3 separate regions of the Homo sapiens genome follow, and regions 1 and 3 are each linked to region 2. A link is a loop called in an ENCODE intact Hi-C map of the cell type or tissue named here. Cell type or tissue: ascending aorta. All regions are shown on one strand. Region 1 overlaps SLC14A2 (solute carrier family 14 member 2). Region 2 has its middle 18 kb from the start of SLC14A2-AS1. Region 3 overlaps SLC14A2 (solute carrier family 14 member 2).

Region 1 (8,000 bases), 120 kb before region 2:
ATTTCCTCATCTGTAAAATGGGCCAGGCAGGCTATGCCTGGTGGTATTCTTGGGGGGATTAAGTGAGTTTGTATATTTATATAACAGGGTATGGTGCTGGGATACAGGTGTATGAGAAGGACTATGGCTGATTTCCCTTCTGGCAGCATATTCTCTGTTTATGGAAATCGAGCTTCCATAATGTGGTTATGATTTTTAGTGCTCCTGGTACATCACCTCACTGGATCATTCCAACAACCTTTGTGGACGCTGCAGCCTTAGTAATTATTTGTGCAATTACTTCTCTCCTGCTAGGCTGTGGCTTCATGAGGATGTAGTCACCATGGTATCTTCTATACCTAGACTAGGTCCTGGCACTTGATGGTGTTGTATAAACAGTTGTTGAATGAAGAGTTATAGAGAGCAGGAATGCTGTCATTAGCACACAAGGAAATGCATATGTGATTTCCTTATAAACTTTACAACACTGTGTAAGTATAATACCATTCGGTGGTTGTGATCCCATTTGACAGAAAAGGGACCTGAAATCCCCAGCTGTTAAGGGCAGCACTGGCATTAGGACGCAAGCCATTGGCCTTTCTGTCACTGCTGAACAGTATTGATTAGTGGTCCCCATGGGTTTCACATAAACAAGGGGGGAAGGAATAGCCAGAATAACCTGGTTGTCAGCTTTTCTGAACACCTACCACAGATGAGGGCCAGCAGGTGAGTCTGCCAGGTGAGGGCATAGAACATGCCTCCGATGGCGATGCAGGAGAGGACGCAGTTGTAGCTCCAGAGGCCTGTGTAGATGGTCTCGAAGGGTGTGGCCACTGACAGGGCTATGGGACAAGGTGTGGTATTTCTGTCTGATTCTGGGCCACAGAACAAAGACCACCCTGGGACTGGTGCCAGGTCTCAGAGTGGCCTCCATGCTGTTGTTCACCCCACATCTCCAAACCTGCCCATCAAAAGAGCCTCTACAAATGGCATCCGGTCTTAGGAGACCTTCAATGAAAAGAGAACAGTGGTTTCCAAACCAGTTGTCAAAGCCACAGGCTTCACTTGGAGGTCCTCCTGGGTGAGAAGAGGCAAGGAGGTGGGATTCTAGGCCCCTTCTTACTGCTTTGACTACAGCAACTGCAGTCTTAGCAAGAAAGTTTCCAAAAAGGTTTGAAGAGTTAAACAAATATTTTTAAAAGTTGTTTCAAGTGCTCTGGAAAAATATCCCTATACACTTATGGATATATGTAGATAGAGGAATGATACAGCAGAAGGAGTAAGATGTGAACAGTGGGTACATCTGGGGAAAGAATTTACAGATGCCTCATATTTTTATTTTTACCATTTTTTGATGAGTTTAAAACTATTTCCAAATAAAAAATACTTTTTAAAGTTTTGCTTCCAAAAAAATCTTTGAAAAATATTAGAAGAAGTCTAAAACAGGTTCCTACTCCCAATGCTCCTACCCCAATCTCTGACTCTGTTGTCAGAAAGAGCAAATACCTATTTAAATGTGTATACATACATATACACAGGTAGCAATATTAAAGCACATTTGTTAAGTGGCAATCCAATGTTTGAGAACAATTTTCTTTGTATCTTACCAAAAATTTCAGAGTGCTGGGCCATTTATTTTATCACAGTTGGTCTTGGTTACTGCTCCCGCCCCTACCCCTGTGTCTCTCCAGCATCCTCAGCTCCAGGGGCTCAGTTTGCAGGCCAACTTGGTTCTTACCCCCTTGCATCTCTCCACATGTATTTTTTTTTTTTTTAAGACGGAGTCTCACTCTATTTCCCAGGCTGGAGTGAGGTGGTACGATCTTGGCTCATTGCAACCTCCACCTCCTGGGTTCAAGTGATTCTCCTGCCTCAGCTCCCCAAGTAGCTGGGATTATGGGTGCCCACCACCACACCCAGCTAATTTTTGTACTTTTTTTTCTTTAGTAGAGATGGGTTTTCACCCTGAGTTCAGGTCATCTATGTGCCTCGGCCTCCCAAAGTGCTGGGATTACAGGCATAAGTCACCGTGCCTGTCTCCCTGAAAGTATTTAAAACTGCAGGGAAGAGAATGTCTGGAAGATTTGCTGTATGTAGGGGAAAAGTGACCTTGAGTGAATTATCCTGAGGACCTGAAGAGAGGGAGCTCTGTCCTACCTGCTAGCAGCCCCACGATTGAGCCAATGGCTGCATGCAAGCAGATGAGTGGCGAGGAGATGAACAGAGCCACCAGGAACACGCCGCCTGTCCAGGGATTGTCACAGCCATACACCTGGCCGACCCCAACAGGGATGGCTTGTAACAGCTGCAAAGTTAACAGAATACAGGTCACTGGAGCATGGACAATAATGCAAAAACCAGACTCAGGGCCAGATTTGAGCCATTCCTCGGGGGAGTAATGGAGTGGAACGGGAGGATGACTGTACCCTCCAGCATGTGAGAGAACATGGGAGGCATGAGCTGGAACAAACAGCTCCTCACTCTACCACCCAGCAGGCATGTGAGCATCCCTCATGCAAAGCCAGGGCCCCCAACATGGGCTGGGCATGGATGCTTCTGAGGAACATACGGCTTCTGCTTTGAGGGGACCAGAATGCACCTCCTCCCTAGAATGCCGCTGGGAGTTTCAGGGCTCTCGGGGATTTCCTCTAGACCTTCTGAAATCCATACAAATATTCTAGGAATATTGAAAATACAGTAGGCCATTTTGATGTATGATTTGACTAAAAGTCACCCAGCCTGTTGTTGGTCAAGTGCAGGCTAGAGGCTCTGAGCTTGACCCCTAGCTCAGGTCTGAGGTCTTTGTCACCCTTGCTGTCTCTTTGTCAAGCCACTGCTGACACGTCCTCTTTGGCGGCCCCTGCCCATTCACTGCTACCCTGGGGGGTTGTGAGCCTTTGGAAAGGAGCAGTAGGCATGCCCCCTGCTCTCGAAGACCGCATAGCATTGTAGAAAGGTAGTATGTGGCACATCTGGAGAATGGCCTGAAGCCCAGACATCCCTGAGCCTGAGAGTAACTTGGTGCTGGAATTGGGGAGAATTTGTTTGGCAGTGCTGACAGATGGCTTTTCTGTGGCCAGGCTGAATTGTCGATATTTTTGGAGTCCTTTGAGGGCAGAAAAAGAAAGGAGGGAGAATGGCAGGGCAGGCAGAGCACTGGCCTGGGAGTAGAGGGCTCTAGCTTCCATCAGGGCTCTGCACAGTTCACTGTGTGACTGTGAGCATGTCACATCCTCGTCTGTAACAAGAGGCTGGCTTGGCAGATGATCTTCCAGCTTTAAGACTCTGTAGTTCTTTTCACCATTGCCAGGTCACATGACCTCTGTGAGGACAGGGCCCTTTATGCCCAGGTACACCATAGGTGCTTAACAAATAGGAATTGATTAGGTCAGTGGTTCCCAAACTTTGCTGTACAGTGGAATCCCCTGGGAATCTTTAAACAAATACTGATGCCCAGCTCTTCCCTAGACATTCTGATTTAATTGATATGGGGCATGGCAGGTCCTCAGGTGAGTCTAGTGTGCGATGGGAGATTAGTTATAGATGATCTACTGTAGACGTTGCTGTAGATGTTGGGAATAATTTAGTTTCTCCCTTTGGACCAAATTTTGTACTTTTTGACAATTTGATTTAATTCTGGAATAAGTATGATTTCTTCAGGGAGTAGTATTTGAAGAGCCTAGAGGGCTCTTAAACTTTGCTCACTCTTGTCTCTGAATGAATGGTCTTTTAATAACCAAATGCTGTTTGGACCAGAGTTTATAATCTTGCGAAAGGAATGGCAAGGGAGGGGTACTCAATCATATTTATTTATAGAAACCCAGAAAACACTTTGTACCAGACCAGGGAACTCAGCTTAAATGTTGGGAACAGGCTGGAAGTCTATTTAATAAATATCCCATGATTGCCAACATCTGAGGAATGCGGGATGCTGAGGGGAGTTCACGTCCACCTTTCCATCCGGGAACGCAGATTTTAAGCCCAAGCGGTCAAGAATGAGAGGAATGAGGGAATGAGTGGCCTTGGAATGGAGCCTGGGTTTAGAATGAAGCTTCCTCCGCTGGGATCTATATTTCAGCCTGGTGAGCTGTGCCCCAGGGCGGCCTTCCCTCCCAGCACGCTGCTCCCAGGCCGCAGCTGACACCCTGGTGTGAAGGGCAGTCAGGTGTGCCATGGAAATTTACTAAGCACCAGGCCTTCTTCACACTCCTCATAATTCTTATATAGCAACAATAAGCTGATTAAACAAAAAGGAAAAGGAAGGCCTTTCTCTGTTGTTTCAAAGAGAAAGAGGGAAGTGGCCTGGGAGCAGCGTGCTGGGGACCTCTCTAGTCTTGACAATAAAAATGTCTCCAGACATTGCCTAATGTCTCCAAGGGGCAAAATTATCCCTGCCTGAGAACCACTAAGAGAGAGAGTATATAAAAATTAACCCTCTGTCTTCTATGCTAATGCCTTTAAAATCCCAATTTTAAATGTTTATTTTAGTATCTTGCCCCTTTATCTGACTATACATTTTATCTAATATCTTTCACTCAACCACCACAGTTCTGTACTGTCAACGCTTATCTGTTCACTTGCATGTTATCTGTTTCCCCGTATAGAATGTAGGCTTCCTAAGAGCAGGATGTCATTGTCTTGTATTATCAGTATCTGAAAAAGTGTCCAGGCCATGTTACATGCTCAATAAGTACTGTTGAAAGGATCTATGGATGTGGCAGCAACCCTTTCTGATACCCTGCTGAGGCCCATCATCTGGTATAGATGTTTCTAGAGAAGTTGAGAGCATGGATAGTCCACAAATTGGTTGGCGAGAAGGTCTGCAGTGGAATATGGGGGTCTCAACTCATCACCGCTGGGTAACTTACCAGGGGCATTTCCATCTCTGTCCAGGTGATATTGGGCACTGAAGACACAGGCTCTACCAGTGTTGTGGGGAAGAAGAGGTTGTAGTGGCCTGTGGCTGCAAGGTACAAGGTGACTGCAATGTTGAAGGGCAGAGTGAAGACCGGGAGGTCCCACTTGCTGAAGATGGAATTCAAGGCACTAGAAAGAACTGGGCTGAAGATGCAAGAGACAGAGGGTTAATCCCTGTGACATCCTGAGGTCTACATTGTCTCAGCAGCTCTGGCCACTGTATCATCCACTGCCTCCTCTCCTAGGCACAGCATTCCTGGCCCCCTTGAGACTCCAGTGTTCCAATGATCTGGGATAGGGAATAGAATAAGGTATTCAATTTCAGCTCTTACCTTTTTCTTTTTTTTTTGCCAATTTATTGTCATCTGCTTCATAAGCTTACACCTCTGAGAAACAAATTTTAAAAATATCGTAACTTATTTTGAGTAAAACACTTTATAAAATAGTGGAAATATTTCCTTGTTTTTTAAACCAAGAAAACTAAACAAAATGTAATGTATTGCCTTTGAATCACCAAGGTGTACAATGACTATTGTTCAAGGCTCTGATAACATTTTAGAAGACTGACCTTCTAGGAGGAGGCTGCAATGGCATATGGGTAATTTGCAGGTCTAGTTTCAGCAAAAATACTTAGAGCTACTCTGGAAACTGCCAGGGGAAAATAGAACCTTCAGTTGTTTGTACCCTCTGTCTTCTTCATCTTTTCCTTGGAAGGAGAATGGGTGTTGGAGACAGATGAAGCTTAGTGCAAATCCTGACTCACTCCTATGCATACAGGCTGAAGGAACAATGTTAGGTAATTAATCTCCCTTAGCTTCAGTTTCCTCTGGAAGGCACCAGCCACCCTAGACACCAAATACCCCACATCATCCACACTCAGTGACCTGCTGGGCAAAACCTGAAGTTGCATGATGTGTTTAAATTGTCTGCTTTTAATGAATGACCATGAATTTCAAAAAGGCGTTTAAGACTTCCTGAAAACCCTCCTACACATCCCTCACCAGTTAACTCTCCGACTTGCTGAGACAAGTATTTCACATTTTCACCTTTCTTCTCAAATCTTTACTGTCTGCTTCCCTTTAGCCTCCGCCAACCACCTGGCTTTACTTCATTAAGAAAATAGAAGTGACAAGATGAGAAAGGCTTGTTTTCCCAGCCATAAAATCCACACCCTGTCTGCTTTCTTCCCACAAAATCTGCCTCTCTGTCTTTTTCACATAATGGAAGCATCCCTGCTCCTTCATCAGGCCAGTTCTTTTCCCTGTTCTTTGGATCTAATCTGCCTCAGGGACTTCATTCCTGTAATTTTCTCATTTCTCTCCTGCAGCTTCAATCTCTTCTTTTTCTTTGGATCATTCTCATCAGGATATAACATGCTCTAGTATCTTCTACCTTTAAACATCTTCCCCCTTTAACCTGATGGCCACTCCAGCTGTGGCTCCGTTTCTCTGCTCCCCTTCGGGCAGTAGCCCTCGAAATGGTTGGCTTTCTGTGCTATCCCCAATCTTTCTCTTCCTAGTCTTTCCCAAACCCACTTCAGTCAGGTGTGTGCCCTCATTACACCATGGAAATGGCTCTTGTCCATTTCACCAATGGCATCTATCTTGCTAAGTCCATGGTCATTCCCTATTGCTTTGACAGTTGGACCTGCCCACCATCTTGAAATACTTTGTCTGGGCTACCATGACACTGGATTTTCTTAGTTTTCTTTTTGCCTGTTCCTTCTTAGTCTCTTTTGATGGTTTTTCCCCTCTCTTGCCAGACTTCTAAATGTTGGAAGAGCCTATGGGACTCTGTCTTGAATATTTTCTCTCTCTTCTAAAAAATCTTCTCTGTTGGGTGATAGCCTTTAGTACCATAGATGAAAGCTTCTGTGTGTTTCCACCTCCCAAATCTTGATCATATCACTGTTTCAGATTTGTACATCCAATTGCCTTTACAACATCTCTACTTGGAAGTCTATAGTATAATGTGTCCAAACAGAATTCTTGATTTGTATCCTGTCTCCTGCCACCGACCAGTTCTTCTCTTGGTCTTTTGTATCAACCTAGGTACTTAGGCAAATTAAAGGAGTGTATTCAATTTTCTTTTTTTTTTTCCTCTCCTTGGTTTTCCACAACCTCCCAACAAGTTATATTGCCTCTATCTTCTTTAAAATATACCCCAGACCCACTCACTTCTTACCATGTTCATGGATATCACTCTAATCTAAACACTGTCATCTCTGTGGGGTTTTGTAGCAGACAATTGTGGATTATTGTAGCAGATGCTTCCAGCATCCACTCTTACTCCAGTTAAAATCCGTCTCCATCCTGCAAACAGAGTGATTTGTTTAGATTTAAACCATATCCCATCACATCTCTGCCTAAAACTCTCTAACTGCTTTCTATCACAGCTGATATAGAAATCCAAAGGCTTACTGGGTCTACAGGGTGTACCTGGTCTGACTCTCATCGAGTACCTGCCCTCCCCTCCTGCCACTCCTCCATCCTTCACTGGGCTTCTGCCACACCAGTCTTGTCTCTCTTCTTAGAATACATCACACTTCCCCAGTTGGGGGCTGCTTCTGCCTGCAACATCCTTCACCCACATCTTCAGATGACAGATGCCTTCTTATCATTTAGGCGACAGCTCAAATGTCCCCTCTGCAAAGTTGTCTTCCCTGAGCACACATGTCTGGAATCATTTGCTGTCCCATTTAGCCTCTCTTGCTTTCCTCAAAGCACTTATCACATCTTGAAATGATCCCTTTTATTAACTAGTTTATGAGTTTATTTCTGTCTTAGCCAAGAAGAATGTCAGTTCCAAGGGAATAGAGACTTTTCCTTGTTTACAAATATTCCCAGCATCTAGGGTCAACCTTTCACTCAACAAATAGTTCAGGCACTCAACAGATATTTGTTTATTGAATGAATCTGGAAAATGGCACTACAAATACCTACCCTATGACTTGAATTTCAGGGTCCCCATAAATGGATTGATGAATGCACTGGAGTAGTAGCACAGAGCCCAGGGTGGGGTGCTCAGTGTTTTTTTGTCCTTTAAATTGGGAAGTGGGATGGGGGGCACTGAAGTCTAATTGCCAGCCAGTGCAATGTGGTTGA
Region 2 (8,000 bases):
TATTGCATTGTGACCCATTGTATGTTCATGGGTCCCAGTTCATATGGACACAAACAGAAAATACACTCCTGCTCTTAGGAAGCATCATCTAAAATGTGATGATGATAACTCCTGGGCAGATCTACCAAATGCTAATTGGAATGCATTGAAAATAGTTAAGTTTGTGAGCATTTTGAAATCATCATGGGTGATATAAGCATATTTTTATCACTAGTGTTTAATAAAAGCCATTTCTGTGTCTGGGCCAAGGGCTTTGGCACATGTTCAGAACAAGTCAAAGGAGTTAATAACCAGTAATAAAGGGAAATGGAGCCAAGGCATATCTAAGCTGCATATCTCTAGGGATCTTGGAAGTGGTAGGAGACATTCTTCAAGACATGCATGGTGGATGCACCAGCAGCACTACAGTCATTCACTTCAAGCCTAATCCACTCAACCTTTCCCAAAAGAGGAGTCAGGGAGACAGAAGTCCAAGGATGGGCCCATGAAGTCTTGTTTCATTTGCTTAGTTTTATGATTAACTGCAAGATACTGCATTTGATTCATTACCAATAGCAGCCACATTAAAGAAAATACCCCAGGTAGGTCAGAGAGAAAATTTTTATAGGATGGACAAGGAGCTGAAGGGAGGAGAGTTTTGTGTGTGTGTGTGTGTGTGTGTGTCTATATGCAAAGATTTCAAAAACATCTTGGGAATTACCCCCAAGAGGTATCCTTTTTATCTGGAAGGCATAAGATTGTTCTAGATTTAAATAGGGAGGTGGATATTAAAAGCTGCCCATAAGCTTTCTATATTATCCCTGTAGTTTCAAATTTGACTTCAACATTTCATCTTGATAATAAGGAGATGCTTTAAGTCTCCTGAATTAGTCCTACCAGAAATCTCACCAAAGTTGGGAGAAAACTTTCCTTCAACTCCAAATGCTAGGGTGAGGAGAAAATGGGGCAGGAAAAAGGGCAGGGGCTGGTGGGGCCATGGTGCCTCTATCTTATTTTTCATATGGAGCAGCTGAGGCCAGATAAGGCAGGTGAGGCATTTAAGGGCTTAGCAGTTAGGTCTACACCTGTGTGTTTTCGTATACGGTCCTGTGTTCTTTCCATGAAGATTGTCACTTACCCATTTCTCTAAATGAGCCCTGAACTAAGAAGAATGAAATGCCAAAGTTTCATGTGTATGTGTCATCTGTTGGCCTTCTGATGTGGATATATAGGGCTGGATAGGGAACTATGTTCAGGGTACCTTGCCTACCATAGGTGATCAGGCTGCTCTGGGCTTCCTTGAGGCCAGTGTCCAACCCTTCCTCTCACCTCAGGTCCAGCTGGGCTGGTCCCACACCCCATCAAGGGCACATCCCTCTCACTGCCTTTGTCTTTTCTTTCTTGCATTCTATTCACACCCTACTGGGTCTTCAAGTCCCAGCTGAGTTGAATGCAGTGCAATGGGATTGAACAAGCATTTATTGAGGACCTCATCAGTACAAAACATTGGGTAGCCAGACACTTGTTGAGGTGTTGAGGGCACTAAGTGAATAAAATACACTCTCCATGCAAGGTTCAAGAGGAAAACAGGTCTGTAAACAGTCAAGTCTCACAGTCTAAGGCTGAGAATAGTAAAGAATAAGTAATAGTAGTAATAAGGATCACTTATTGAGCACCCACTAAGGACCAGGCTCCATCCAGGTGCTTTATACTTGTTACTGCCAATCCTTACAATAGCCAGGAAAGACAGGTATTAGAGGCAGCCCAGAGTATTCAGGTGAGCTCCAGTTTTGTGTCCAGTCCTGAGGTTCAATTCAACTCCGTACTTTACAAATTATGTGTCTTTGGGGCAACTTTCTTAATTTTTCTGCATCTCTCATTCTCTTATCTGAAAATGATGACAAAATCTTCTTCAAAGGACAGATGTGAGGGTTAAACAGTAAAAGGCACACAAACAGCCTAGTGTAGGGTAAGTTCTCAACAAATGTGGCCAGAGATCTGGACGACCTGGGAAAAGTGAAATAGTGCCCTTAAAGGAAGCCCTCAGTGGAGATCCAGGCAGTTGCTGTGTCAGAGCAAAGGCAGGTCTCAGGTGGGGAGGGTTACAGGCAGGATGTATCATTTGCACTGGGTCTCCAAAGACAGGGGAGATTTCGTGGGGTTAAAGAATGATAACTAGTGGCTGGGTGTGGTGGCTCACACCTGTAATCCCAGCACCTTGGGAGGCCAAGGCAGGCTGATCACGAGGTCAGGAGATCAAGACCATCTTGGCCAACATGGTGTAAACCCCGTGTTTACTTAAAAAAAAAAAAAAAAAAAAAGCTGGGTGTGGTTGTATGTGCCTGGAATCCCAGCTACTCAGGAGGCTGAGGCAGGAGAATCGCTTGAGCTAGGGAGCCGGAGGTTGCAGTGAGCCGAGATTGCGCCACTGCACTCCAGCCTGGGTGACAGAGTGAGATTCCATCTCAAAACAAACAAACAAAGAAACAAAAAAAAAACCTGGTGATGGGAGTATAGATTGCTCCTGCCCTGGGCGACCTGTCTTTGTGATACTTATCCACATCTCAAGGTGTCTGGCTGGGTTATCCAGACTCAGCATAGGGGCTGGGGCTGGAGCTGGAGGAACTTTCTTGGCATTTCCCTCCTTTGTTTATTTAATCCTTTTCTCAAATTGAGTGTAAACTACAATTCTCACCAGCTGAGAAAGTGGAGAACCCCCACCCCACACCCCACCAGTGACCAGTGCAGACTACAGCTTGCCGTAGACCACTTATGGGGTCATGGTAAGACACTCTGCCCTCTCACCCATGACTTGGAGAGATCAGTTTTTTGGTTGCATGCGTGCCAAGCCATGGCATGCTCTGCGTTGGAACTTAGCAGAAATGGGAACCCCTGGCAACCCAGATGCTTAAACCAGGTGTCCTCAGCAAAATGGCCTCTGACTTCTATTGCCCAAGGCAACAGGGTATAGCTGGTTTGGTGATATGATTTTCTAATGATCCACATGTTAATAAGAATTGGGGAATCCAATGAGAGCCTGAGTAAAGTGAGCAAGCAAGCAAACAGAAATCTTCACGCAACAAACAACAACCACAATAACAAGCACACTGTACAAAATTCATGAATATTTGTGGTCTAAAATAAATGAATGAACATGAATGGAATTTCCTGAAGAAAGTGCTATTACCAAAACCATCATCTATTTTAGAGGTCGATGGAGAACTAGGCCTGTTTCCCGAGAACTGTCAGTGCAGAATTAAATGTGCTATGTGGCATTTCCATTCTGGGTAGTGAGTTATGTAGGATTGCTCCCGCCCTGAGCTCGGGGCCATCTCCAGCAGAATGAGAGGCAGGGACTGAGGGATGGTGCCGGGAAGCTGCCGCTCTGGGGATGGCAGGGCTCAAACTCTCCCAGGTCTGCAATGTCAAGGGTGCACCTTCCGGGGTTACCTTCTCGAGTTTATTACTGCAAGCTGGACATTTTCTCATGGGCTTATAGTGTTTATGCTTCTAGGGCTTAGCTGTTTTGGATAGCAAGGCTAAACATAAAAAAATGCCTCCTTTTCACAACACATCATACCCAGAACTTGACGCTGCCAACTTTCCTACAGCACTTTCTATTTCTTAAGGTGCTTTAACATGCATGCTCCCATTTGAAATCCACAGTAACCCCACGTGAAGGATGGTGATCTCCACTGATATGATGTGCAAACTGAAGGTCAGAAAGGCACATAACTGCCTTAGACTGCCTTAGATTGCCCAAGGGGCAAATAGTCCAGGCAGGATTAGAACATGAGTCTGCTGACTCCCAGTCCAGCACGCTTTCCTCCATGGCAAGCTGCCCTCAAATGAAACATAGCTCAAAGAGTAACGATGTCTAAGGCCAGTTACCCCATAGGCCTCTGGGAAAATACCTCTTACTTTCTGGATGAATATGCCCACTCACAATCAGCCACACCCCTTCCTGCCTCCCTCAGCTTGAGTCCCAGAATCACTTGGCTGTTTAGAACAAATGCATTTATGAGGGCCAGCTCCAGAGATTCTGATTCTGTGGGAACCTGCATTTTTGACACACTCACCAAGTGATTCTGATGCACATTAAATCTTGCGACTTGCTGGTTTATGGAATACAATGGATTTTAAAGGTCACTTGAGCCAGACATAATCTCATATGTAAATCTGTTTCCTCGAAAGGTAATTTTATTTAAAAAAGAAAAAAAATGAAAAAGGAAACAGGGTTACTTTCTGAAGGTCTTTTCCAAAGTTATACCTCATATCTAAATGTCCTCTCTCTTCTTTCTGGCTTCTCTCAATTTTCCAAGTCTTTTTTGTACCTTTCTTGTGTTACTCTCTCTGGTCCCTGAGCTGTATCCTGCTTATGGTACTATCCAGTTACTGAGTGTCTGTCTTGTGTGAGTCTCTATCCCTAACCCTGTGCACTCTTTCTGAGTTATGTATTCTGCATTCCCAGTAGTCCTTAGCACAATGCCAGAAACTGCAAGTATGCTTTGGCTGTAAGCTTGGAATGAGTCATTTAACCCTGTCGGACTCAGTGCCTAGCACAACTCTCCATCAGTAAGGATAATCAAGATGATGTAGAAGCAAAGCCCATCATCAAACTGGCATTGAGTCCCTATCAGGTTAAAGCCTCAACTAAGCTCTCAGAAATTCCCTTAAAAAATATGACTGTTGACAGGTCACTTGATGTAGAACTGAGGTGATGGGAGGTGCAGGTCATGTTTCCAGGCCATAGGTGGGCCTGTTGGATGGTCATAGACACTACTCTTGCCTGGGCCAGCTGTTAAGATTCTAGAGTATCTCAGAGGACCTGGTGGGAGGAGGAAGGCCCACCCATTCCCACTGCTGGGGAAGCACCCAATCACCAAGGCCCTGTCACCTGTGCAGACTTTCGGTCATAATAATAATCATGATCCTAACAGCTTGTATATGCCCTGGGCTTTGCCACTTAGTAAGCCTTTCCCTTATCTTCTCATGGTAACCCACAAATTAGATAGATTGTTCTCTCTGGTCTAGAGAGGAAGAAATAGATGTTCCCAGAGGTTGAGGTAACTGCCCTAGGTCACACAGCTAGATGTGTGAGAACCCACATTTTCTGATGCTGAAATTTCATGCTCTTTCCAGGACACCATGTTGCTTCTTGTCTCATGGGCCATACCTCCTTAGGATGGAAACGCCCAGAAAAACACTTCTCTATAAAGATCTAGCTCATTTGACATGCAAAGTTTATTCCATACATTTTAATCAAAAAGAACAGAAATAAATGCAACTTTAAATGCATTTAGTCCATCATTCAAAAGGTATTTATTTAGTGCTTAGTACCATGTAAAAGCCCAGTTGCGGGCACTGGGTCAGGGACAGGGGGACATAAGGTAAGGGTGTGTTTAAGGCATGCCCATGGACTCGCAGCCTGCACCACCCATTATCCTAAGTCTCCATCAGGTGATCTGCCAACAGTCACATGTAGCACACTCATATTCCTGAAAGGAATTTTTGAGATTTTAGTTGAGGCTTTATACCTGTTAGGGACTCAATATCTATTTGATGATGGGCTCTGCTTCTGCAAAAACCACATCTTGATTCTCTGCACTGAAGCAGGGAATAGTGCTAGGTACTGAGTCCAACATGGTTGAATGACTCATTCCAAGAATATGGCTAAAGCATCTTTTTAACTTTCTAAAGACATACCAAATATGGTTTCCACCCTCTACGTACTTCAACCAAATGGTACGTACAAGACATGCCCATTGGCCCAAAGAGATCTAAGCACACCACAGCTGTGATTTCTGGTGTGTGAAAGTGGCAGTAGCTGCTAGCTCCCATCCATGTATGCAAGGGCCTGCTAACACCCAGAGTAGCCTGATACCACTGCCAGGTAGTTGGTGGCACCAGCCTGTTAATTCCTAGTGTAGGAGTCCCATCTGATTCTGGTTTCCTTCAGAGACCTCCCCTTAGTGTAGAACCCAGAGCGATCTCACAAAGGGCTGCTAAACCACAGGCTCCAGGGGATGAGCAGATCCCGGAGTAACAGCACGGGTGGAATTTCTCTGAGCCTTTAGCTTAATTTCTTAAAATTATCAGACAGGAGATCTTTGGCTTAGCCCCTTTTTGATTGCCAAGTGCACAAGTTGGGGTTTATATGAGCTCTCTCCTCCTTCTTCGTGCTTACTCTGCCCCCTTTTTCCAATTAGTTCTCTGGCAGGGAATCTTCCTCAGCTAGCAGCTAACAGTAAATTATGTGTCTGGGATTCCCCCAGGGGTGAGTGAGTGAGGTGTATGTGTGTGTGCTCATGCTCACGCATGGGCATGGGGGTGCTGAAGTGGGAAAGGAGGATCCAAGTTCAAAACCAACACTGGAGACTCTGTGAATGGGCAGATAAAGAATAATTTCCCCTGAGGGTCATGCCTGGCCTTGGAGCATTCCATCTCCTACAAGAAGCAATCAAATGGAACTCTGCTTGATTCAGGGGTAGCTAATCTACCAGGGATATTTTTTTCCTTCCACACCCCACCTTGCCTTCTGTTGCCTTCATGGGTTTCTGTTCATTTATACATGGATTCAGTTGCTTGTTAGTGCGCTCTGCAGTGCTTCCCTAAGGATATAACTCTGCAGATGGACGACATTTTTTATTTTATTTTCTTAGTATTACTCTTGGCTTTTTGGAGGATTTTTTAAAATGATTATTCCTCCTGGTATTATTTTAGTTTCCAATTACAGTGTGGGTATACTCTAGCACACTGCTATTTTGTAAATGGATGTATATGCTTATTGTTAATTGATTCCCCAAACAGGCCACAAATGCTTGCATTTAGATTGTGTATTATATTACTTGCATGCCACCAGGCTGGCCCCTTGCCAGCTGGGGCTCTCAGCTTAACCAGAATCACAGTGGACACATCTCGTTTTCCCTGACACCTGTGCAAAACAGCTTGCTTGCCCTGGCCTTTGCTCTCCAGGGAGAAGGAGCTAAGGTGGCCCTCTGTTGAAGAGGTATCAGAAAACCTGAGGTCCTCCTGCTCTTTTTTTCTAAGAAAAGAATTAGAAAAAAAATTCAATTTTAGTCACCTAGATTATCCGTCTTTTTCTGAAAACACAGAGGAAGGGCCAACTCTGGTCTTTATCCCTGACTATCAGTGGCCAAGTCCAGACACCAGCAGTTTGAGCCACTCCTCTGTAAAGCTTTTCCAGCGACCCCAGGCAAGTTAACAAGTCTCTTCCTCTGGGTTCTCTCTGACATGACTCAGCTCCAACAGTTACAGGGCTGTTTTACTTACTAATGTCTATTTCACCTCTGGACTGTGAACTTGGTTTGGGACCTTTGCTTTCCACCAGTGTCTATGCTGTACTTGACAGTTGGTAAATAGGCTGAATGAATGAATGAATGAATGAATGAATGAAGACAAATGCTATCATAGGGGAGTTAGATGGAGTTTGACACTGGGTACATGTAAACAATGGATGTGTAATTTTTAAAGAGGATCATTAGTCATTCAAAAATCATAGTATTTAATGGTATGAAAGGTGAAGTGTGTCTCACTTGGGGAACAGGGACTCTGTTTGCATCAGCTGTGAAATGAGATGGACAATCTCAAAGATGTTTCAGAGGCCTTGGAGCAACCCGGAACTGTGTGATGTAGGCTTTGTTAGGTAACAGTTCTTTTACAGAATAGGATTGCAATTGGGAAATATATATCCTATTCCATTCCATAAAATGAAGTAGGAAACAGACTGAATCTAGATGTTGTGTTAATTATTAGTTATTATTATTATTATGGAGTTAAGATATCTAATTTAAGATGTCAAAGTTAAGATATGGCATTGATTTGTAAATTCCAGTTCAACAATCTTCTACAGCAGTTACAATAAGCACCTTATTCTTATATCCCTTGCCCCCTTGAGCAAGCTGTTTGTTTTCTAATTGTTCTCTATAACCAGTGAACTTCTATTTTTTGTACCCCTATGAACTTAAGCTAATATTTTCTCCCAGGGAAAGAGAGATTAA
Region 3 (8,000 bases), 98 kb before region 2:
TCCCCTATCTAATTTTGCATTAGTTCCATTTCGCTAGGCTATTACCTCTCCTCCTCCTAATGAGAGGAATTCTTACTCTCCACAATTTCTTCTGAGCACCACTCACCTTGCTTGGGCAGAAACCCTTCTTCTTTGAGGCTTATCTCAAATGGCCATACCATCCTCTCCAACTGCCCACTGCTGCGTTACTGACTCTCTGGTCACTCTGTCATTCAGAGAAGACTTGAAGTGCTCCTACTAATCATCTTCATCCCCCTCCAGTAACTTTAAGCAGCTTCGATGTCCAGGCAGATAACTCATCATCCTGTTCTCTGGCTTCTCAGATCCTTGTCCTTCTCATCTCCAGTGAACCTTTTCATCTCCCCTTTTCAGCAACTGATTTCCACAGTCCCAGCATGGGCTTAATATCACACACACTGGAAATCTCAAAAGTCAGATCTCTCCTCTGGCCACTTCCTCTTGCACATTTGGCTCACCTGCTCAGGTGACCCCTCTGACAGCCCTTCAGCTCCCACAACCACCTGTCTTCCCTTCCCTCCTTGACCAACTTAACTTCATGGCCCCTTATGTTACTTCCTCCAACTCTCTTGCACCTGTCTCCCTCCCTCATGCTTGTATGGTGAAATTCCAGCCGGGATAAACCCAAATGCCTAACTTTTCCATGCTTTCACCAAACAACTGAACATGGCTAGAGAACAAGGGTAATAACCGAGTAGATTGCTTTCACTGTAAGTTGGATTGCTGTCCTCAGGTGAACACTAGGTGCTTCCCTTTTCTCTCTTTAGTCCAGCTCAGTCTGCTTTCTGCTATGGCTGCCTTTGCTGTGGTCTCTAAGGCCTCCATGGCAAGTCCACTTTCAGTCCCCATCCCACCAGGCTGCTCAGTGGTGTTCTGAGAGTTGATCACCCTCTTTGACACACTCTTTGGCCGTTATATCTGCTCCCCTCTCTGGTTGCTCCTTCACACTCTCTTTTGGCGGCTCTTCTTCGTGTAACAGGAGCATTTTGCAGACCCCTGTTCCGGGCCCTCTTCTCAGCCCTGGTGCTCCTACCCAGGTGACGTCAGCCCTCAGCATGGCTTCGTATTCCATCTCCCTGCCGATGACCCTCAAAACTCACATTTCCAGCCCAGTTTTGAGCAGTGGATTAACAGATTTAGTTGTCTACTTTACACTCACATATAGACGTTCCAAGTGCCTTAATTTGCCAAAACAACTCATCATGTTGCCTTCCCAAATCCTATCCTCCCTCACAGGTGACCACCTAGGAAAAGTCATCTTCCCCTTCCAAGCCATTCCTTCAGAAAACTCAGGAGTCACACTTAATGCTCCCTTCTTCTTACTCTCTAAATTTAACAATTCTGTCTCTAAAAAATATGCCTTCACGTTCATGGTCACCAGTTAGCCACCATCACCTCTTACCACATCTTCAATGACTTTCATTTGGATATCCCTACTTTTTCCCAGGTTTCTCCTCAAAGCCATGCCCCGCAGGGAAGAGTTGCCATATTAATCTCATGTTGGATCCCTGCTTAAAGCCCATCAATGCTTTCAGATGGAAAACTACCTCTTTGACAGGGTGTGCAAGGCTCTGAGCTGCCACTGTGCTTTAGTGAGTCCCTTGCTTTCTGGCTCCATGACTCCAGGCCCCATGCTGGCCTCCTTTTAGTACTTGTAAGGTGTTGAACACTTTCCACCTCAGGGCCTCTGCAAGTGCTGGTTCATTGGCATGAAGACCTTTCCCTCACTCTTCCTGGTCAACCCCTACACTTCTGCCAGGCTTTGTCTCAATGATCACTTGCTAAATAAACCCTCGCAGATCCACCCACCATGTTCTCCTGTCACATACTCTCATGGGACCAGGTATTTTTCCTTATAGCAGATTTGTATATTTATTTGTATGGTTTCTATCTTCCCACCAGAACTTAGGTTTCATGAGGACGGTGGCCTCCTCTGTTCTGTCTATTGCTTTGACCCCAGCTCCTAGCACAGTGTGTGGCATGTAGTAAGGGTTCAATAAATAAATATGGAAGGAAGAGGTGGGGGGGAGGAAGCGACTGTGAGCAAGGTTACAGGTGACTGATAGATAGGGAACACTTCTCTGCATAACTTTACAAATCTCTGTGGATCTCAGGGATCTCCAGTGGTTTCAGAACAGCGTGGGGCCACCCACCAGCCATGCATTTTCTGCAGGCAGAACCCCCTGTCATGTCTAGCACCGTTCTCATTCCCAGGAGGAGCTCATTAGACCACTGTGAATTTTTGTGTAGGTCTGCAAATGTCATTCAGATCTAACTAACCCTGATGCTGCCATAACTCCGGAATGGAGGCCTTTCCTTGTATTCTGACCCTGTAGGTAGGGTTTCAGTAAGGGGTGGGCACACTGCCATAGAGGGGGCATGCTGGAAAGGTTTAGGAGACAGTGAAATCCGACAAGCCCCAGAACCTGTTCCTCTCCAATGCGCTCTCTCCCTCTGGTGGCCAAGAGGTGATACAGCATCCCTGGCCCTTGGTAAAAATTTCCCTCCAAGCCAACCATATGAAAAGTAAGCAGGGGCAATCAGATATCTAGACACACAATCTGCATGACACTATACAACTGGATGAACTAGATATGTTCCGGAAAGGCCTTGTGTTAAATTCAGTGGCTATGAAATCTATTAAAAGTCTAGCTGAAAAGTGGTAATGATAAAGGTTTTTCCTAAACATATTTCATGGAATCTAAGATGTTATCAGCTGTAAGATTGATCACTATTTTATGTATCATAAAGAAAGAAGAAAATGCTTCCATTCATAATTTCAAGATGCATCCTGATTTTAGAAATGTTAAAATATGAAAATAATATACATCATATAATCAAGGAAATATAGTGTTCTTTTAAGTGGTGGGGCTGAAGTATACAGGTAGGAGTTGAGAATGGGTATACTCAGAAATTATTTCCTAACCGTAAGAATTTAAAGATTTTTATATTTCTTTTGATGAAAAAAAAATGTGTCTACTTTATAATCCCTGTAAGAACAGGGGCCATTACCTTGTTAATTTCTGCATTTATACCACCCAACAGAAAGCCTTACACCTAAAAATCCCTTTATTATTATTATTGCACAAGGGAAGTTCTTTCTAGGGTACTCTCCAAAAAGGTACTCCACCTTTGAGTCCCTTCTGTATGCAGACAATATTTCCATTTACAGATAAATCATGTCCTTGAAAAGCAAAATAGGAATTGTTTCTCATGTGTATGTTGCTCTCAGCATTTTCCAGAGCAAGCTCACCTCATTGTGACATTTGCAGGACCCAGAAAATGAGCAGTTTGCTGCAGAGTCAAGGTTAGACCCAGTTCCCCACTGCGCTCTCCATTACTCTGACTGCCTGGCTGGGCCATGCACAGCCGAGTGGCTGGCCCTTGAGCGCCTGGGTCCAGGGCCTCAGCCCGCTGTTGTGTTTCTCAATCCTATGTATCCTCTGCAGGAACAGGGCCTTGCACCTCCTCTAGGGAATACAGCGTTCCTTTGCCACGGGAATGTTTACTCTGTTACAACGGGGAATTTTGGCTTTGGGGTAGGGGGCGAGACATGCAGCACCAATGGCCCTGTGGAGAGCAAGTCTCCGCATCCGGAAGGAGCACAGGCTGTGAGGTGGGGCTGCTCCTGCCTCCCTGCTCTGCCACTCGGGGCCGCGTGGGCCTCCATGTCTCCGAAGGGCAACGTAGGCTTCTCAGGACAGTGAAATTGCTGACTTGGTTCCTGGCACATAGTAGGCGCTTAGTGATCTTACTTTTCCCTCTTCTCGTGCTCCCAAATTGAAGGGAGAGAGGGTGGGAGCAGCCAGATGAAGTACAAGCTGGCTGGTGTGAAACGGAACAGCTTTCAAAAGTTTCCATAAGGCGTCGCCACTTGTTAGAACTGGATGTGAAATCCCTGCCCGAGCCACGTCCGGGCTGAGGGCCTCAGCCCGTTCCCAGCTCAGCTCAGCGCCAGTCCATTAAACCTGCTTCCAAGAACACATAATGATCTGCTTGGCGCACTCAGACTCTCCTTGGCTGCCCACACCTCCTCTTCTCCTTCAGAAATATGGACAGAGAGGCTGTTTGGATCAGTCCCACGTCTCTCCAAAAACCAGGCCTCAAATGTCTGGCAAGGGGCTCCCAAAACAGACCAGCTCCTCCATCCTCTTTGTAAGAACCCTCCTTGTTGAATATCTACCGTTCGCCTGTGGGCTACCCTGGAGGGATCATTGCTGGAAGGCCCAGTCCTTGCCTGCAAAGGGCTCACATTCGAGTGCCCAGGAGAAGCAGTGAGCAGGCACTGTGTCCTGAGCAGGAGGCACAAGGGCAGAGGGCAAGAGGGCGGTGCAGAGAGCACAGAGCGGCTGCCCTGCCCTCCCAGCCCTGGGGAGACTGGGCTCAGCTTCCATGTCAGGACTTGGCTAAGCAGGTGAGAAAGAGGAGCACACTCCAGAGAAATGCCTGAGAAAATACATGGTTTGGGCAAGCAAGTCCCAGCATGGACTCTGCTACAGCATGGGAGAGATGTCAGCAGGCAATCAAAGACAAAACTAGGGTGTGAGAACCAGACTGTCAGGAGTCCTTAGTGTCTAGGTTTGGACCCAAATTCTTCCAATGGTTAGAAAAACTGTGGCTCCTGCTCTATTGTACTAATTTTGAAATTCTTTTCCTGATTATTTTCTCCTAAAGATCATCCATCTCCAGTAGAATTGCAGAAACACGCCCATGCCCAGTGAAGAGGGGCTGTGCCTATTTCGTATGCTCCTGCTGCCCTGGGATGTAAGGGGCCCATGTTCAAAGGGATTTCTTGAGTTGTTGGTGTGAATTAGTGCAGAGTCAAAGCTCTCTCCCTATCCCTAGTCTCTTGGGCTTAAGTATACCAGTCCCCTGGTCATCTGGGGATGAATCTCAAATGGCCCCATTTACTACTTCTTTTTTTTTTTTTTTTTTTTTTTTTTTTTGAGACAGAGTTTCGCTCTTGTCACCCAGCTTGGAGTGCAATGGTGCAATCTCGGCTCACTACAACCTCCTCCTCCCAGGTTCAAGCAATTCTCCTGTCTCAGCCTCCCGAGTAGCTGGGATTACAGGCGCCTGCCACCACGCCTGGCTAATTTTTGTATTTTTTGTAGATACGGGGTTTCACCATGTTGGCCAGGCTGGTCCTGAACTCCTAACCTCAGGTAATCCACTGGCCTGGGCCTCCCAAAGTGCTGGGATTACAGACGTGAGCCATTGTGCCTGGCCTTACTTCATCTTCTAACCAACTCAGTTATTGAGACCACAGCAGCTCTGGAGAAGTAAAAGTGATTAGCAGGTTCTCCAGAATATTAGTTGGATTGATATATTTTGCCTAAGACCTTGCAATTGATGCAAGGAGAGTTTCCATAAATTTCTACAACCTTAGAACCAAGAGGGATGTCCTCTCTGAAATGATGAAGGAATCCATTCTTTAACACCTCTGGATACCTAGCTTCTCCTGGCTGGGGTCCCTTTCCCATGAGGCAGGTTGGTCTTGTTGAGAACAGCCCTGCTTACTAGAAACCCTTGTATCTGTGGAGCTGACATCAAGTCCCTGGGACTTTTTCTCTTTGCTGTTTCCAGTTCTGTCCATTATACCTGCACAGGATACAGGGACTCCTTTTCCCACCTAAGAGCACTTCAGAGGTTGATCCTAAGCCTTCATTTTTCTAGGGCAGTCTGCTTGATTGTCCTTCACTCTGGCTCACCAAACACAACCCCAGACTCTCTGCCATCTTGCCACCAGGATCTCAGTGACAGCATCATTCTGAAAGGACCTTGCTGAGTGAGTCAGGCTGGGTCCCTGGGAGCACTGGCTTCACTCATCCCTGAGTTGGTAGACTCTGAAGGTGAAAAATCAGGTGTGTGGGGCTAGGTGGATGTTTGGTCAGGCTGCCAGAATGGGGACAGATGAGGCCCCTGGACTGGTGGATCACACATCAGGGAGATCAGGGAGGGGAGGAATCCAGGAGACACCTGGGCACTAAGAAGACAAGGCAGGTAAACAGTCCAGTAGCTGGGCTGAGAGGTGCCTTACTCAGGGCTGGGTTGTATAAGAGCCTGGCTGAGTGCCGGCTTTTATTAGGGGTGGCTCAGAGTTTTCTTGGCAGCTCCAAGTTAGTAAGTCTGATCTGGGCTGAGAGGAGACTGACTCACTGGGGCCAGCGGGTCAGGCTGGGTGGGGCAGGAGTCAGAGGCAGCACCACCTCCTCTGGGTCCTCTGAGGACTGGCTGGGGTTAGAGATGGCTGGTGGCCAGTGGGCCAGGGGCTTTATCTTTCTGGTTTCTGCTGCAGGGCCAGGGCTGGGGTTCTGCAGCTGAGAATCTAACCAGAGCCTGGCAGGGGAATTCTGGCCTCCAGCAGAAAAGCTCTGAGGAGCCTGCAGTGGCTGTGAGATGAGGTGGGGGAGAGAGCAGACCACTTGACCTCTTTTGATGCTCCTCCTTAGCTTGTGTTTGGAAGAATCTCATAGGAGATCGTCACACCCTTCTTATGTGACACTTTTTTCTTTGTTTTAGATGGAGTCTCCACTGTTGCCCAGGCTAGAGTGCAGTGGCGCAATCTCGGCTCCCTGCAACCTCCACCTCCCGGGTTCAAGCAATTCTCCTGCCTCAGCCTCCTTAGTAGCTGGGACTACCGGCGCACACCACCATGCCCAGCCAATTTTTTGTATTTTAGTAGAGACGGGGTTTCATCATGTTGCCCAGACTGGTCTCAGACTCCTGAGCTCAGGCAATCCGCCCACCTTGGTCTTTCAAAGTGCTAGGATTACAGGTGTGAGCCACTGCACCCGGTCCTTATGTGACACTTCTAAAGTGGGGTGACCCTTCAATGTTCCACATATTGAGCCCTCTCATCCCATGAATAAATGGCAATTTATTTATTGCCTCTTGCATTCCATCAGTTGCAATTATTCAGCCATCGAGTTCTCCTTCAGAGCCCTCAGTCTGGATCAGCCCATTATCTCCCTTTAAGCCAGGCCCTCCCCAACGCAGGTCACCTTCTAGCTGATTTCCCTCACTTCAGTCTCCCCAGTTTTTCTCCACCTTGCCACTGGTGATGGGTAAATTATCTTAAAACATGACTTGGTCGTGCCACTGCTCAAAAACCTTCTGAGGTGCTCCATGTCTGAGTGCTTCGCTCCTGAAACTGGGCATGAAACTCTGAGCCAGAGTAGTCAATGCCCAGGGCACTGAGAAGCACAGTTTTCTGGAATGCTGATTGAGCTTGATATGAACTAATATAGAATAATAGTTGTATATTTAAGCAAACATGGTTTATAAAATAGTCAAATGCAACTCTTTATATTATTAAAATAAAATATAAAGGGAAGAAATGTAGAGTCTGCAGGTGGCTGCTTCAGGCTGTGCCCACCTATTACGTAGGGGTAATGTGTCAATTCTCCCATCAGTTGAGGCTACTTAGGGGGAGAAGTTAAAAAGCTCTGAAGATAGCAACTGTTCTCAATCTCCCTCGGTTCTACCCAGGGGTGCTCCACTTGTGCCCAAGACAATTTTCAGCTTCTCTGCAGTGTGTGCCACTGTTCTGGGCAGGTGGCCTCCTGAGGTCCCACAGCTACCTCCAATTCAGTTCCACATGCACGAATATTGATCTCCTTTACTCACACACATCCTGCTCACACACCCACCCCTAACATGGCCATGGTGCCTTCCTGGCCTCTTAGGAGCATGGTGACCTCTGCTCTGGCTTGTGTGGTGGACTATTTCACAATGTAGTAGTCTCTCTCTCTCCCTCTCTCTCTCTCTCTCTCTCTCACACACACACACACACACATACACCCCTACACATACACACATGCACACATACTTATATACACAAGCTGCCCCGAGGTGGCTCTAGGTAGTTAATTTTAGTGTTATTAGACAGTGGTGGCACAGTGGAGACAGAATACCTGGATTCAAATCCTGGCTCCCCCACTGCAATAGTCCATTCTCATACTGCTATAAAGAACTACCTG

The links. Peaks named below come from ENCODE experiments on the same cell type or tissue, not always from the same donor. Only the 100,000 strongest peaks of a DNase experiment are listed, where the experiment ranks them.
Region 1: a loop joins it to region 2, with 8 times the contacts of the local background. A loop is called at or near these places in 2 of 110 quality-filtered maps.
Region 3: it touches region 2 in a loop (3-fold over the local background); 3 of 110 quality-filtered maps call a loop at or near these places.

Annotation. Positions count from the first base shown.
Region 1 is chr18:45,634,030-45,642,029 of GRCh38, reverse strand. It overlaps SLC14A2 (solute carrier family 14 member 2), which reads right to left. Exons shown (of 20, transcript NM_007163.4): 6 at 4,848-5,040; 7 at 2,137-2,284; 8 at 687-821. It overlaps LOC105372093 (a long non-coding RNA gene), which reads left to right. Exons shown (of 10, transcript XR_935423.3): 8 at 4,873-5,207. Among named protein-coding and RNA genes, the nearest start is that of SLC14A2, 23 kb to the right of the region's middle. In ascending aorta, no CTCF peak of the experiment used is centred here; DNase peaks (open chromatin) are centred at 2,439, 2,884, 3,214 and 3,959; H3K27ac peaks cover 6,769 bases.
Region 2 is chr18:45,517,794-45,525,793 of GRCh38, reverse strand. It overlaps a transcript of SLC14A2 not described here. Among named protein-coding and RNA genes, the nearest start is that of SLC14A2-AS1, 18 kb to the right of the region's middle. In ascending aorta, no CTCF peak of the experiment used is centred here; DNase peaks (open chromatin) are centred at 3,293, 3,843 and 4,473; H3K4me3 peaks cover 465 bases; H3K27ac peaks cover 7,176 bases.
Region 3 is chr18:45,615,634-45,623,633 of GRCh38, reverse strand. The region is part of intron 1 of SLC14A2 (solute carrier family 14 member 2); the gene reads right to left. The region is part of intron 8 of LOC105372093 (a long non-coding RNA gene); the gene reads left to right. Among named protein-coding and RNA genes, the nearest start is that of SLC14A2, 4.2 kb to the right of the region's middle. In ascending aorta, CTCF peaks have their summits at 2,485 (motif pointing left) and 3,878; DNase peaks (open chromatin) are centred at 2,423, 3,593, 4,053 and 6,133; H3K27ac peaks cover 3,763 bases.